Regions from separate parts of the Homo sapiens genome. Here region 1 is linked to region 2. Evidence: chromatin loops called from intact Hi-C (ENCODE). Cell type or tissue: tibial artery. All regions are shown on one strand. Links, peaks and the distances in the headings refer to the core of each region. The heading gives the core; the rest is flanking DNA.

Region 1 (5,000 bases), core at 1-5,000, 120 kb before region 2:
AGACTTAAATTTTAATTTTAAATTTTTCAGCCGATTAACCATACTTGAACATTTTGCTTCAATTCCATCAATAGAAAACTGGTTAAATAAAATTTTGTGTATCCAATCAGTAGAAAACATGAAGCTAATTTTTGAAAAAAGGGAATGAGATAGCTGTATATGTGCTAATATGGATAAGTCTCTAAGATAAATTATTAAATGAAAAACTAAGATTTAGAAAAGTTCGTATTCAGTATCTCTTTTTGTAAATAAAGTGGATAAATTTATTTTTAACACATGTATATGTTGAAATATACATAAATTTTTTTTTGAGAAGTGTAAAAAAACTTTGTTGACTGCATATAAAAGGATAGGTATGCTGGGCATGACAAAAGACTTTATATAAATCTTTTTATATTAATATTTTTCTGGGGGCAAAGAGGTAATTGAGTGAAGAAGATAATTTAGTTTTGTTTGTCTCTTTAAGTTTTTCTGTATTTAAAAATATTTAATAATTTTTTCTTTCAAATTTTGGTCAATCTAGAGTAAGATTGAGATGTACTCCAAAAGTCATTATATAGGAAAGTTGAATAACTCTTGCCTTTGTCATTGTCTAAATGAATATTTTAACTGAATCCCTTTAATGAACTCTAAGCTAATAAGCATTTTTAATGCTCTTTAGCTAAAATTTAAAAACTGTGAAGTAACTATACTGTTAAATCTTTGTTAGCTTCTGAAAGTGACAGTCACAAAGTAGTATATTCAATTTTTTACACTGTATTATTGTCAGCAAATTTATATGTAAGATTTTAATCTTTTTCAGGGTAATGGCAGATGAGTTAACCAACTCAAGAGCAGCTTTACAGCGTCAAAACCGTGATGCACACGGGGCTATACAAGATCTCCTAAGTGAACGGGAACAGTTTCGTCAAGAAATGATAGCTACCCAGAAGTATGGCACTTGTTTACATTCTGAACTCTTCTGCTTTCTCCTGCAAATTAAGTTATTGTAGTTTTGGTTTTTTTGTTTGTTTGTTTTTGTTTTGGGTGTGTCTACATTTGATAACTTACTGAGCATATACTTTTAGTAGCATTTTAAAATAGATGCTCTGGGAGGGAAGAGGACTGAAAAAATAGAAGGCATGCTTTTCACATTCTTAATTGGGGAAATAATTAGTTATATCTGTAGTAGAAGGATTCTCTGGATTTAAAAGCAATTGCTGGTAATAGTTGTAGTCGTACAGTTTTCGGTAGAAGCCAAGGAGTGTACCTGTCTCTCCTGTGGAAAGAGATCTTTTTGAAGACTTCCTACAGTATTAGAGCTTGTTTTCATGTCCATATACTCCAGAACTATCAAAATTGATGGTCTTCCTTAAAAGCCTTTTGCATTTTTATATAGTTGATTTATTACACGTAGAATCAGTAAGTGTCAAAGAGCAAATTATAGGGGAAATTAGAAGAATGAAAACACAAGAAACGTCTAACCAGTTTAATCAGGAAAAAAAGAGAAGATATACATTACCAGTATCAGGAATGAAGGGGGGGGTACAATATAGACTCTATACACATAAAAAAGATAATACAGAAATGTTATGAACAAATCCATGTCAATAAATTCAGTAATTTAGATGAAATGGACAAACTCCATGAAAGACAAACTACCAAAGGTTACTCAAGAACAAATAGATAACCTGAATAGCCCTAACCTATTAAAGCAAATATAATTTATAGTTAAAAATTAAATATTTTCCAGTAAAGGAAATTCCAGGTCTAGATGGATTCACTGATGAATGCTAGTAAACATCTAAGGAAGACATAAAACCAAACTTATAAAAATTATTCTAGAAAACAGAAGAGAAGGAAACAATTTCCAGCTCATTTCATGAGACCAGCATTGTCTTGATATCAGAACCATTAGCCAAAACCCACCAACTAATATCTCTAATGAACATAAATGCAAAAATCCTTAACAGAATTTCAGTGAATCAAGTCCAACAATACAGAAAAAGTTTTATACATTTTGACCAAGTAAAGTGAATCCCAGGAATTGTAGATTGGTTTAGCATTCAAGAATCAATTAATGTAACTCACCAAAAAAGAAAAACCGTATGAATATCCCCATAGTTGCACAAATTATGTAAGTAGTTCCTATACTAAAAGATGAGAACAAAGAAAAGTACTGTTTGTTAAATGATTTTCATACAACAACCTAGTAGATTAACATATGCTTTCTGTAGTCTAACTTACTTGACTAAGACATCCGAATTTATGGAACTCTGAGAGAGAAAGGGATCAGAGAAAGATGTTATATAATTTCAGAAATATTTGTATTACCTATTTACTATTATTAATTTTTACATTTTGCTCTCTTACTATGTCCGGTGTTCATGTGTGTTCTATGCAGATTATTGGAGGAGCTCTTAGTTTCCTTGCAATGGGGAAGAGAGCAAACTTACTCCCCTAGTGTACAACCCCACAGCACAGCAGAGCTAGCATTAACAAATCACAAGTTGGCAAAAGCAGTAAATTCTCATCTTCTGGGAAATGTTGGCATTAACAATCAAAAAAAGATTCCATCAACAGTTGAATTCTGCAGCACCCCAGCTGAGAAAATGGCTGAAACGGTAAAATATTTTCTTTTGTGATCTATGGAACTTCTAACACTGTCCTTTTACTGAAAGGTGACATATCATGGAAAGCATTTGGCATTAGGAATTAGGAAATGTGGGATCTAAACCACTCATGCTATTGAGTGTGTTATCTTGGAGAAAATTATTTCCTCTTCTGCGCTTTAATATTTTCTAACACTACTGTTCTATTTTTAAGGACAAAAAAAGTAATTGTTTTGAAAGAGGTCCTATGTTTTAGCTATTAAGTCACTGATAATCCTTTTCATGAGTTCATTTTGATATAAAAACCACTGTGTAGAATTTTTAATGTAGATTAAATTAGTAGATTCATAGATTACTTCTGATCTAAGAAATTACTTAATTTCCACATATAGATGGAAATGTATCAAATACTACAGTACAGATAGTATAGTCCTGGATGAATTCAGGGTCCATGCAGCTGGCTTGTCAAATACTCATCTCACATGTCTGTGACAACAACCAAGTTCACCTTCGTTACAACTCTCATGTCCCCATCTGGGTCCCTGCCTGTCGCCATAACTCTTGCACTATTAAAATCTTCAACTCAACATCTCTGTCTCTGTGATCTGTGATCTCAACTTTTTTTCTTTCCAACTCTGATTCTTCATTCTGACTCCCTGGATGTGAACACATCTTTGATCATATAATTGTTTTTATTCCCTTGGTCCCTATATTTTTTTATGTATCTCATCAGCTCACTCTTTTAGTTTCTCTTCCCACATAGCTTTCCTAGACTCTATTCATAAGTGCCTTACTGCCTTATCTTCCTCTCCGAGTATGCTGCAAACCCCAGTCCTGTGTCAGTTCAGCTGTTTGCCTTTTTATTTCAGTACCCATCAAATACTACCTCACATTCAGCAGATGACTTTCCTTCCTAATCCACAGAAGAAAAAGGGGACAGAGGCAGAAAACTGCCTGAAGGTTTCATTAGATATCTAGAAGCCTATCTGTATGGCAGCATACATTTCTCTCAGAGGAAAAGGTGTCCTTCCTCTTCTCCTAAGCATACCTCCCCTCTAGGCCCTGGCTTCACCCTCAACAGTTATTCCTTCTCTCTGTTGGCTCTTTCCTTTTGGCTTAAGAACATGTCCAAGCATCATTCATCTAAAAAAGAAAAATCTTCCCTCTATTGTAAGATGTCTGGATATGGCTTTATCACCTTCCTTTCACATCCAAGAATCTTGGACAAGTTGTCCAGACATGTTTGTACTTAAACACCATCCATTCCTCAATTCCTACCGTCACTTAAATCTGTAGACTTCCTGCCCCACTATTCTCAGTAAGTACTCTTAAAAAGGTCATGAACATTTACTATCATATTATACTGTATCGAGCATTCCTTCCTGGAAACTCCCTTGACCTTTGTAACATCACTCTTTCTTGGCCCTGATGCTACCTCTCTGAGCTCTTCTTCATAGACTTTTTTCCTCCTTTAGATGTTCATGTTTCATAGGAATCTGTGTTCCCCTTTTCAAAATCTCTTCGTTCCTAAACACCATACTCTTGAAACGATTCACTACTTTTGTGACCATTGTTTCTAAGTTTTTGAGGGGGAGGGGCATCCTCTTCCTGTGACCCCTCTTGAGCTTTCTTTACATAACATACTTTCTCTATTCTCTTGGTGTTATTCTGTTTACCATAGCTTTATGCTTGTGACTTTTCCATCTCAGACTTTTTTCTGAGTCTGAGAGATTTATATCCAGCCAGGTATTTCCATCTACTTGTTCCACAGATGGCTAAAAATATAATCTCTTTTCTCCTTGCTTTTGCATTTGTACAACCCCCCACCCCTAAAAATCTCCTCCTTTTCCTGTATTCCCTATCTTGATGAATTATACCTACTCTATAGTGCTGTTTTCAGATTTCGATAAAAAACACATATAAAGCCTGCAGCAGTTTCCAATATATTGTAATTTCTCAATAAATGGTAGCTATCGTTTTTACTATTTCCTTCATTCCCCTAGTCCTGTTGATTTTACAGATCTTACCAGTTTTTTTCTAATTTATCCCCTCCCAAGTTCAAACACCTGACTTCCAGCCTAGCCCACTGCAGTTGCCCCCTCACTGATATCCCTGCCCTCCTTCTTAGCTGCTCCTGCCCACCCACTACTGGCAGAGAGTTATTTCAGAAGGCCAAATCAGTCATCAAACAGTTCCCAGTCTCCCTCATTATTGAATCAGAATTCATTCATATTGTATAGAAGGCTTTTTATAATCTTTCTTCCATCTCCCCTTCTCAAGAATCATTTCCCAAGTGTCACTACCCACTGCACTTAACATTCCAGCAGGGTTTAACCACTTTTCATGATGCACATAGGCCATTGTATCTCATGCCTCTGTACATACTTTTTCTTGTCTGGACTACCCTCC
Region 2 (10,712 bases), core at 2,483-7,482:
GTGGTCTGTAAGGCCCTACCTGATATACTCACTCCATCTCAGTATATCTCTAATCTCATCTCCTATGACTGTCCACCTTCCCACTCTGGGCTATTCACGCTGGCTTCTTCATTGTTTCTTGTATGTACTAAGCACACTTCTACATCAGGACCTTGGCCCTTGCTATTCTGTCTGCCTAGAACAGTCTCTTCTTAGATATTAGTATGATGCCCTCCCTCACTACTTTCAGGTTTCTGCCTAATTATCACCTTATTCTACTTAAAATAGCACACATTCCCATCCTGGCCACCTTCTATTCTTCTACCCTGCTTTCTTCATCTTAGCACTCGTCCCCACTTGCTATATTATATATTTATTTATTTTGCCTGTTTCTGAGAATAAGCACTACAATAAGAGCTCCATAAAAGCAATGGCTTTGTTTTTGTTTACTGTTCTAGAACAGTGCTTGGCAACATACTCATACTTGACACATATTTGTTGAATGAATGAAGTAAGTGTCAATTCCTCTCTGCACACTTCTCTGATGCCTCTTGGGCAATTGCTCTGTTTTCTGTTCCCTTGGAACTATGTATATACCTCTACTATAGCTATCACATTTTATTGTAACTTTTTTTCCTCACCAGCCTATAGAATCCTTAAAAGCAGATGTCTTATCATATCCTTCCTAACACAAATTTGGTGAAAATGAGTAGAGTGAATGAAGGTCGAAGAAGAATAGCAATACAGCCACTCTGCAGATTCGAGGATGGACATGTTTGAGCCCTCATTAATCCCATCTTCAGGAGGCTGCATTGGTACTATATGTGGCATTTATTTCAATAGAGATGCTCAAGGCAAAAACGATATTTTACTGGTCTACAAGTTCCCAAATTTCCTTTAGGAAAATACTTGGGTATTATCCCGTAAACTACTTGAGTGGCTGAAGCTTTAAAAACAAGCATCCTGGCTAACACGGAGCAACCCCGTCTCTACTAAAAATACAAAAAATTAGCCGGGCATGGTGGCGGCGCCTGTAGTCCCAGCTACTCGGCAGGCTGAGGCAGGAGAATGGCGTGAACCCGGGAGGCGGAGCTTGCAGTGAGCCGAGATCGTGCTACTGCACTCCAGACTGGGCGACAGAGCGAGACTCCGTCTCAAAAAGAAAAAAAAACAAGCTAATATGTAACAGTTCTGTCATAAGGCCATATCACAAACAGTGATAACGTGGAATTCAATAGGAAAATGAAATAGATGTTCATAGAAAAAAGACTTTAACACATTATCCATCTGGATGCCATGAGTTCTGTGGACCTCCCTCATACAGACTCTAGGAATCAATCTAGGGGAAATTTTGTTGTGATCCAAAAATGTCACTGGATTAGGAATTGAGAACCCTAAATTCTCACTCAGGTTTTTCTATAAATAGGCTACATGACTTCAGATAAATGGCTGCATGTTGTATCTGAGGTTCCTCTAACATGGGTGTTAGGAGTAGATGATCTCCATAAGCCTTCTAGCTATAAAGTTCACTGACTCTATTGATTCAGCTGGGAGACTGTACCTAAGTAACAAGAACAGACTGAGTACTGGAAGAGGAATGTATTCTCTCTCAACATCAATGACCTTGAATGTGAGAGTGATTACAGAGTTTTGACACCTAGCAGTGCCTGGACCCAGGTCTCAAATCCTGTTTGTACTCCTGCTCCTATAGACACAACTGCTTTTCCCAAACTTGCAGAAACTGGACTCCCACTAAGATGGAAAAGGGTGCCGGCCGCGGTGGCTCACACCTGTAATCCCAGCACTTTGGGAGGCCGAGGCGGGCAGATCACGAGGTCAAGAGATCAAGACCATCCTGGCCAACATGGTGAAACCCTGTCTCTCCTAAAAATACAAAAATTTGCTGGGTGTGGTGGCACGTGCCTGTAGTCCCAGCTACTCGAGAGGCTGAGGCAGGAGAATCGCTTGAACCTGGGAGGCGGAGGTTGCAGTGAGCCGAGATCTCGCCACTGCACTCCAGCCTGGGGACAAGTGAGACTCCGTCTCAAAAAAAAAAAAAAGATGGAAGAGGGAAAGGGTTTGAGACACTAGCTGGATTTGAGAGATATGTTTAGCTGAGGTCTTAGGAAGGAGACTGCAAACTTGCCAGCATTGTAGTGATTGGCTAAGCTCTGCTGTTGGATTTTTCTCTGAGAATGAGAATGAATGTGGCCCAGCATTCAGGGTGTCTCCTTTGGGAGTTCCCATGGGGCTTCCAGAGATTGCCAGAGGCACACTGGGAGCAGTCACAGTTACCTATGAGGTGGCAGTTCTGCAAGCCCTGTCTGTGACTCAAAGCAGCCTCCTTGTTTCCTCACATCAGACAGACTTCCATTAAGAATGGGGTTCATGTGAGACCAGAAGGGGCTGGACTATATATTTAGCCAAGACAGGTGGTGAAATAATTTATTTTCTGATATACTTTATCTTTCTTAGAGAATGTATCAGAACTTTTTTGGGAAAGAGTGATGAGTCTTGATTTGTAAAAGCATGTCACCTCTTATGGTAATCTCCAAAGCAGCATTTACAATCACATGTGAATGAGTCATAAACTAAGAAATGTTGAATGATCTGAAATAAGGGTATGTTGATTTCTCTCATCAAATATTCATTTTTGGCAACATAATGGACTCAAGGCACAGATATTAAGTGCTTTGAAATTCTCAAAGCCACAAAGACAGGCCATATCTATGAATGTTTCTGATATGTGACTCTCCTCCCTCCTTCCCTCTTAATGAGGTATAAATGCATTCAAACACACAGTCACACATTTATTTTATCTCCTCTCAGTTATGTGTTCTCCATGTGGTTTGGTGAGATATTTTAAAATACTCTTCAATGGATAATTAAAGGTTCAAAAAATTTTATGTAAAATTCTCCCAGATAGAAGAGATTAGTAAAGAAATATTCTTTCCAAGTCTCAATCTGAATACAATACTGATTCAGGACCCCCGTCCAGGTTCTCATAACTGCAAATTCCCAATATGCTGTTCAGCTTTTGTCTCCTTCTCAATTCTGATTTTCAAGATGAGAGTTCTTGGCTGGAATATTTGCTAACAGTGAGAAGACATCTTCAGTTCTTGGTGAGGCATTCAGGTATTACAGAACATGACTATTTAAGCCGTGTGTGTGCATGCTTGTCACATCCTGCCTGGTAAATAATTTCTGGTTTTTATATACATGACTTCCTCTCCCACTAACTGTAGGGATTTTTGTGATTAGAAACTAAGTGTGGTCTTTATCTTTCCTGGTGTCTCCTGTGGTGTTTTAAATATAAGAGTTGTCCAGTAAGTGTTTGGTGGACACATTTCTGAGTCCTCATGAATTATACTTTCAACCTTCACTAATGCTTTTTTGCAGCTCATTTACAGGTATTATAACATTCCGTTTAGCTATAGATGAAGCATTCCATCCTTATAGTTAGCCAAGTTCTTCTATTGTGGTGTAGAGATCTTTAGGTGAAACCATCTTTAGAGTCTGTCATGAACCACAGGGTGAAAAAGACCTATCTGTATTACAGTATGAACATCCTTTCAGGAGAGGTCTACATTCATGCTTTTGCATATAACTCATATCAGTTTAATTTCTAACCTCTTCTTCTTTAGCTTTCCATTGGCATTCCATAGCAGAAGCTCTTCCTAATGTGAAATACAAGAGAAGATCTACAGATTCAAGAATTTGTGTCTGGGAGGTCCACCAAGAACTCTGAACCTCAGTTCTTTATTCTCCAAAGGATACTTTGATATGTACCCATCAGTGAGGACAGGGACTTTGTACAAGAAAGAGAAATTAATGAAACTTGTGAGCATCTGAATATTCTGATATCTTACCTCCCCACTCCCACCCTATCTAAAACCTCATCACCTGGCTTAGCATATAAAGAGCTTAATGGTGGGATACATCAGGCTGACCTAGGTTTAGGACCTAGCCACCATTATAACTTTTGGCAGCCTAGGACAAGGTATCATTCCCTTCTAAGGCTCAGTTTTCTCATGTAAAATGGAGATAATAATATCCACTTCTTGGGGTAGTTGGGAGGATTAAATAAGATTATATATGATAAATGTTCTCCATAGTACCTAGCACAAAATTAATCTTTAAAAAAAGGAGATCTATTATTATCTAAGTACCATAGTGGGCCAGCTTCCAAGTACTTAGGAAAGATCCTTGCACAAAGTAGGAGCTCTTTAAATACTGTGCAGGCAGCAAATGCCAGTTACGTTTTCAAATTTGGCTTTTGTTTATTTTGTCAGAGACTAGAGCATATTCATGAGCAGAGGAAAAAGAAGAGATCCAGAGTATACCAAATTTTCCTTAAACAACTTTATTGAGGTATAATTTTTGTCCAATATCACCCATTTTAAGTATATATTAAATATATATTTGATAAGTTTTGACAAACATATGTAATCACACATATGAAACAAGTCCCTGAGGTATGGAGGTACTGGGATCCAAAACAGAAATATAAGGTGTGACCTGACTAAGAAAGGAAAATTCACCCTGTCAGGTGGTCAAACCAGAATGACTCCATTTTGAGTGAGGGCTAGGAAAATGAGGCTGAGACTTGCTGGGCTGCATTCTAAAAAAGTTAGGCAATCCTAGCTCTTAGATGTTTATGGTTAAGGGGACAAATTAATAATGTTTACTAAACACACCCAGATTTAGGAGTGTCCGGGTATCCCGATATCTGGAGAATAAAGGCATTCCTAATTTTGCTTTAAAGACAGTAGTATCAATTCTTGAAAAATATAGTAATTAAGAAAATTCATCCTTCATCACAAACCCTAGTAGCAGAACACATCTCCCCATATAATACAAGCATTGTACCTAGGGTGAGTGTGTTCCTCCTCTTACTTTCAGGAATGTCCTACTCTGTCTATAGAATAGCTGTTCTTCCACCACTTTACTTCCTTAATAAACTTGCTTTCTCTTTGCACTGAGGACTCACCCTGAATTCTTTCTTGCACAAGATCCAAGAACCCTTTCTTGGGGTCTGGATTGGGACCCCTTTCCTGTAACGGCCTCAGGCTCCCCAGGGAAGGAGTTAAGGTGGATGAAAATGTAGATAAATAGGCACTAGGAGGGGGTAGGAGATGACATTGAAAACATTCCCTAATGTTATCTATTTCTCCTATGTGATAAGAGGCAAGGTACTTGCTGAAAAAAAGGTAAACAAGGATGAGACAGGTTCTACCTTAGAATATGAAAGTTTAAATAGCATATGTGGGGAGCGACTGACAAGGAATGTGAATAGAAATTGCCCAGCTAGGTCTGTGTATATGTTACAGCCTGGGTGTAGCACGGAGAGTGTGAGTGCTAGACTAATTCAAGGTTGGGGGCTTCTCAGGGGGTAAGAATGAGGAGCAGAAGGCTGGAGACAAGAGTTTTCCCCAGGGTTTGTAAGTATTGTTGATGAACCATGGGTGTGTGCTGCTTAGAGAAGGAAGGGAAGCCATGAGGGGACCCAGAGGTATCATGTAATGAAGGGACTGAGAGAGCTGGGTATCTCCATGAAATGTGAGAGTGGGTGGGGTGGGAGTTCACACGAGCTGAGATGCACAGGGAGTTTCTTGCTAGTTGGATTTAACATTCCATGGAGGACATATTCTGAAGGATGATGTATTAGTTTTCACACTGCTATAAAGATACAACTGAAGACTGAGTAATTTTTAAAGGAAAGATTTAATTGACACATTGCACGTGGCTGGGGAGGCCTCAGGAAACTTACAATCATGGCAGAAGGGGAAGCAGGCACATCTCACATGGCAGCAGGTGAGAGAGAGAGAGAGAAGTCCAGGGGAAACTGCCATTTATAAAACCATCAGATCTTGTGAGAACCCTCTCACTATCATGAGAATAGCACTGGGGAAAATCACCCATATGATTCAGTCACCTCCCACCAGGCCTCTTCTCAACAGCTGGGGAATATAATTCAAGATGAGATTTGGGTGGGTACACAAAGCCTAATCATATCAGATAACAAAGTTCATGTTGTGCTCACAGAAATCAGCTCTTCACATACAGTGGAATGCAAAGTTAATTTGTTAATAATGGATAGAAAAGAAAGAATAATTTTGACAACACTAAGCTTTTTTTTTTTTTTTTTTTTGAGATGGAGTTTCACTTTGTTGCCCAGGCTAGAGTGAAGTGGTGCAATCTCTGCTCACTGCAACCTCCGCCCCCAGGGTTCAAGTGATTCTCCTGCCTCAGCCTCCTGAGTAGCTGGGATTATAGGTGCCTGCCACCATGCCTGGCTAATTTTTGTATTTTTTAGTAGAGATGGGGTTTCACAATGTTGGCCAGGCTGGTCTCGAAGTCCTGACTTCAGGTGATCCACTGCCTCGGCCTCCCAAAGTGCTAGGATTACAGGCATGAGCCACAATGCCTGGCCCAACACTGGGCTTTTAAAAAGCACTGCCAGTGTTTCAGTGGGTAGTGTTCTTACCCATAGTCTTGGGAGACAACTATTACATTGCATACTGCTTAATTCATTAGCAAATCCTATTGACTTTGCCTTCAAAATATGGCCGGAATTCCACCACTCTCACCATTTTTATTGCTACCACAGTTGATATGAATATCTGTAATTGCAGCTAAATTGGACTTCCTGCTAACATCCTTGATCCCCTATAGTCTCTTCTTGTTATAGCTGTCACAAAGATTCTTTTAAAGCACAAGTCAGATGATATTCTTCTCCGTTCAATACTGTCCAATAACTTCCCATCTCATTCAGCAAATGAGCCCAAGGGCTGCTAGACCTAAATAGCCACTCTATTCCCCACCCTCTGTCTCTCTCCACCTTTCCCCACCCATTTTATTCTTTGATCTCAACTTCTGCTCTCCCCCTTGCTCATTTGGCTTCAGCCACCTGGTTCTCCTTGTCAATCCTGGATCACTACCTGCATATTTTTACTACAAAATGTTTATTCATGGTTCTTTCTGCTTTCTAAGTTTTTTTTTTTCCTATATGTCTGTGGTATTTACTTCCTCACTTCCTCTGCTCTTTGCTCAAACATCAAGCTAGGGCCTCCCCTGACCATCCTTTTTAATGTTGACTTCCTCCCCACTACAAATATTCAGCTCCTGCTATTGATTTATTTTTGCCATAGGACTTATTATCTAATATCTTATATATTTTTATTATGGTTTATTGTCTCTTTCTTTCAACTTGTGAATAAACTCCATTCAAGTAGGAATTTTGTCTGTTTTGTTATCTTCAGTACCTGAACAGTACCTAGCACTTAATAGGCAATCAATAAATGAATTGACTGTAAGGATATTTGTCCTGACTCAGAAGGTTAACAAGGATATCCAGGACCTGAACTCAGCTCTGCAACAAGCAGACCTAATAGACATCTATAGAATTTTCCACCCCAAATCAACAGAATATACATTCTTTTCAGCACCACATTGCACTTATTCTAAAATTGACCACATAATTGGAAGTAAAGCACTCCTCAGCAAATGTAAAAGAACAGAAATCACAACAAACTGTCTCTCAGACCACAGTGCAATCAAATTAGAATTCAGGATTAAGAAACTCACTCAAAACCATGCAACTACATGGAAACTGAACAACTTGCTCCTGAATGACTGCTGGGTAAATAACGAAATGAAGGCAGAAATAAAGATGTTCTTTGAAACCAATGAGAACAAAGACACAACATACCAGAATCTCTGGGACACATTTAAAGCAGTGTTTAGAGTGAAAGTTATAGCACTAAATGCCCACAAGAGAAAGAGGAAAAATCTAAAATCGACACCCTAACATCACAATTAAAAGAACTGGAGAAACAAGAGCAAACACATTCAAAAGCTAGCGGAAGGCAAGAAATAACTAAGATCAGAGCAGACCTGAAAGAGATAGAGACACAAAAAAACCCTTCAAAAAATCAATGAATCTAGGAGCTGGTTTTTTGAAAAGATCAACAAAATTGATAGACCACTAGCAAGACTAATAAAGAAGAAAATAGAGAAGAATCAAATAGACGCAATAAAAATGATAAAGGGGATATCACCACTGATCCCACAGAAATACAAACTACCATCAGAGAATACTATAAACACCTCTATACAAATAAACTAGAAAATCTAGAAGAAATGGATAAATTCCTGGACACATACACCCTCCCAAGACTAAACCAGGAAGAAGCTGAATCTCTGAATAGACCAATAATAGGCTCTGAAATTGAGGCAATAATTAATAGCCTACCAACCAAAATATGTCCAGAACCAGACAGATTCAAAGCCAAATTCACCAGAGGTACAAGGAGGAGGTGGTACCACTCCTTCTGAAACTGTTTCAATCAATAGAAAAAGAGAGAATCCTCCCTAACTCATTTTATGAGGCAAACATCATCCTGATACCAAAGCCTGGCAGAGACACAACAAAAAAAAGAGAATTTTAGACCAATATCCCTGATGAATGTCGATGTGAAAATCCTCAGTAAAATACTGGCAAACTGAATCCAGCAGCACATCGAAAAGCTTATCCACCACAATCAAGTCGGCTTCATCCTTGTGATGCAAGGCTGGTTCAAAATACCCAAGTCAATAAACATAATTGATCACATAAACAGAACCAATGACAAAAACCACATGATTATCTCAATAGAGGCAGAAAAGGCCTTTGAAAAAATTCAACAGCCCTTCATGCTAAAAACTCTGAATAAACTAGGTATTGGTGGAACGTATCTCAAAATAATAAGAGCTATTTATGACAAACCCACAGCCAATATCATAATGAATGGGCAAAAACTGGAAGCATTCCCTTTGAAAACTGGCACAAGACAGGGATGCCCTCTCTCACCACTCCTATTCAACATAGTGTTTGAAGTTCTGGCCAGGGCAATCAGGCAAGAGAAAGAAATAAAGGATATTCAATTAGGAAATGAGGAAGTCAAATTGTCCCTGTTTGCAGATGGCATGATTGTATATTTAGAAAACCCCATTGTCTGAGCCCAAAACCTCCTTAAGCTGATAAGCAACTTCAGCAAAGTCTCAGGATACAAAATCAATGTGCAAAAATCACAAGCATTCCTATACACCATTAACAGACAAACAGGGAGGCAAATCATGAGTGAACTCCCATTCACAATTGCTACAAAGGGAATAAGATACCTAGGAATCCAACTTACAAGGGATGTGAAGGATCTCTTCAAGTAAAACTACAAACCACTGCTCAAGGAAATAAAAGAGGACACAAACAAATGGAAGAAAATTCCATGCTCATGGATAGGAAAAATCAATATCATGAAAATGGCCATACTGCCCAAAGTAATTTATAGATTCAATGTAATCCCCATCAAGCTACCAATGACTTTCTTCACAGAATTGGAAAAAACTACTTTAAAGTTCATATGGAACCAAAAAAGAGCCTACATTGCCAAGACAATCCTAAGCAAAAAGAACAAAGCTGGAGGCATCATGCTACCTGACTTCAAACTATACTACAAGGTTACAATAACCAAAACAGCATGGTGCTGGTACCAAAACATATATAGACCAATGGAACAGAACAGAGGCCTCAGAAATTACACCAAACATCTACAAACATCTGATCTTTGACAAACCTGACCAAAAAAAGCAATGGGGAAAGGATTCCCTATTTAACAAATGGTGCTAGCCATATGTAGAAAGCTGACTAATGTACCGCATAATTGGTACATTGTCAGCTCCAAAAAGGAACTGCTATGGGATCTTGGGCTCTCCAGGCCTCAGTTTCTTCATCTGGCTGACTGTCGTGGATCGGAGGAGATGATCTCCAAGGGCCTTTTCAGCTTGGAGTGTTGCTATGGGATCTTGGGCTCTCCAGGCCTCAGTTTCTTCATCTGGCTGACTGTCGTGGATCGGAGGAGATGATCTCCAAGGGCCTTTTCAGCTTGGAGTGTTGCCTAAGGAGTGACCGAGGGAGGAGGCAGCTGTGCCAAGGTCCCCGGCCAGCCATGGGTGACTGACTAGCCATATGTAGAAAACTGACTAGCCATATGTAGAAAGCTGAAACTAGATCCCTTCCTTACACCTTATACAAAAATTAATTCAAGATGAATTAAAGACTTAAATGATAGACCTAAAACCATAAAAAGCCTAGAAGAAATCCTAGGCAATACCATTCAGGACATAGGCATGGGCAAAGCCTTCATGACTAAAACACCAAAAGCAATGGCAACAAAAGCCAAAATAGACAAATGGGATCTAATTAAACTAAAGAGCTTCTGCACAGCAAAAGAAACTACCATCAGAGTGAACAGGCAACCTACAGAATGGGAGAAAATTTTTGCAATCTACCCATCTGACAAAGGGCTAATATCCAGAATCTACAAAGAACTCAAACAAATTTACAAGAAAAAAACAACCCCATCAAAAAGTTGGCAAAGGATATGAGCAGACACTTCTCAAAAGAAGACATCTATGCAGCCAACAGTCACATGAAAAAATGCTCATCATCACTGGTCATCAGAGAAATGCAAATCAAAACCACAGTGAGATACCATCTCACACCAGTTAGAATGGCAATCATTGAAAAGTCAGGAAACAACAGATGCGGGAGAGGATGTGGAGAAATGGGAACACTTTTACAGTGTTGCTGGGAGTGTAAATTAGTTCAACCATTGTGGAAGACACTGTGGTGATTCCTCAAAGATCTAGAACTAGAATTACCATTTGACCCAGCAGTCCTGTTACAGGGTATA

The links. A loop is a pair of places that touch in the nucleus more often than their neighbours do. Peaks named below come from ENCODE experiments on the same cell type or tissue, not always from the same donor. Only the 100,000 strongest peaks of a DNase experiment are listed, where the experiment ranks them.
Region 1: it touches region 2 in a loop (5-fold over the local background); 2 of 110 quality-filtered maps call a loop at or near these places.

Annotation. Positions count from the first base shown.
Region 1 is chr1:169,379,679-169,384,678 of GRCh38, forward strand. BLZF1 (basic leucine zipper nuclear factor 1) reads left to right here. Exons shown (of 7, transcript NM_001320973.2): 5 at 803-931; 6 at 2,384-2,603. Among named protein-coding and RNA genes, the nearest start is that of BLZF1, 14 kb to the left of the region's middle. In tibial artery, for the core only: no CTCF peak of the experiment used is centred there; no DNase peak of the experiment used is centred there.
Region 2 is chr1:169,492,968-169,503,679 of GRCh38, forward strand. No RefSeq gene overlaps it. Among named protein-coding and RNA genes, the nearest start is that of SLC19A2, 12 kb to the left of the region's middle. In tibial artery, for the core only: no CTCF peak of the experiment used is centred there; no DNase peak of the experiment used is centred there.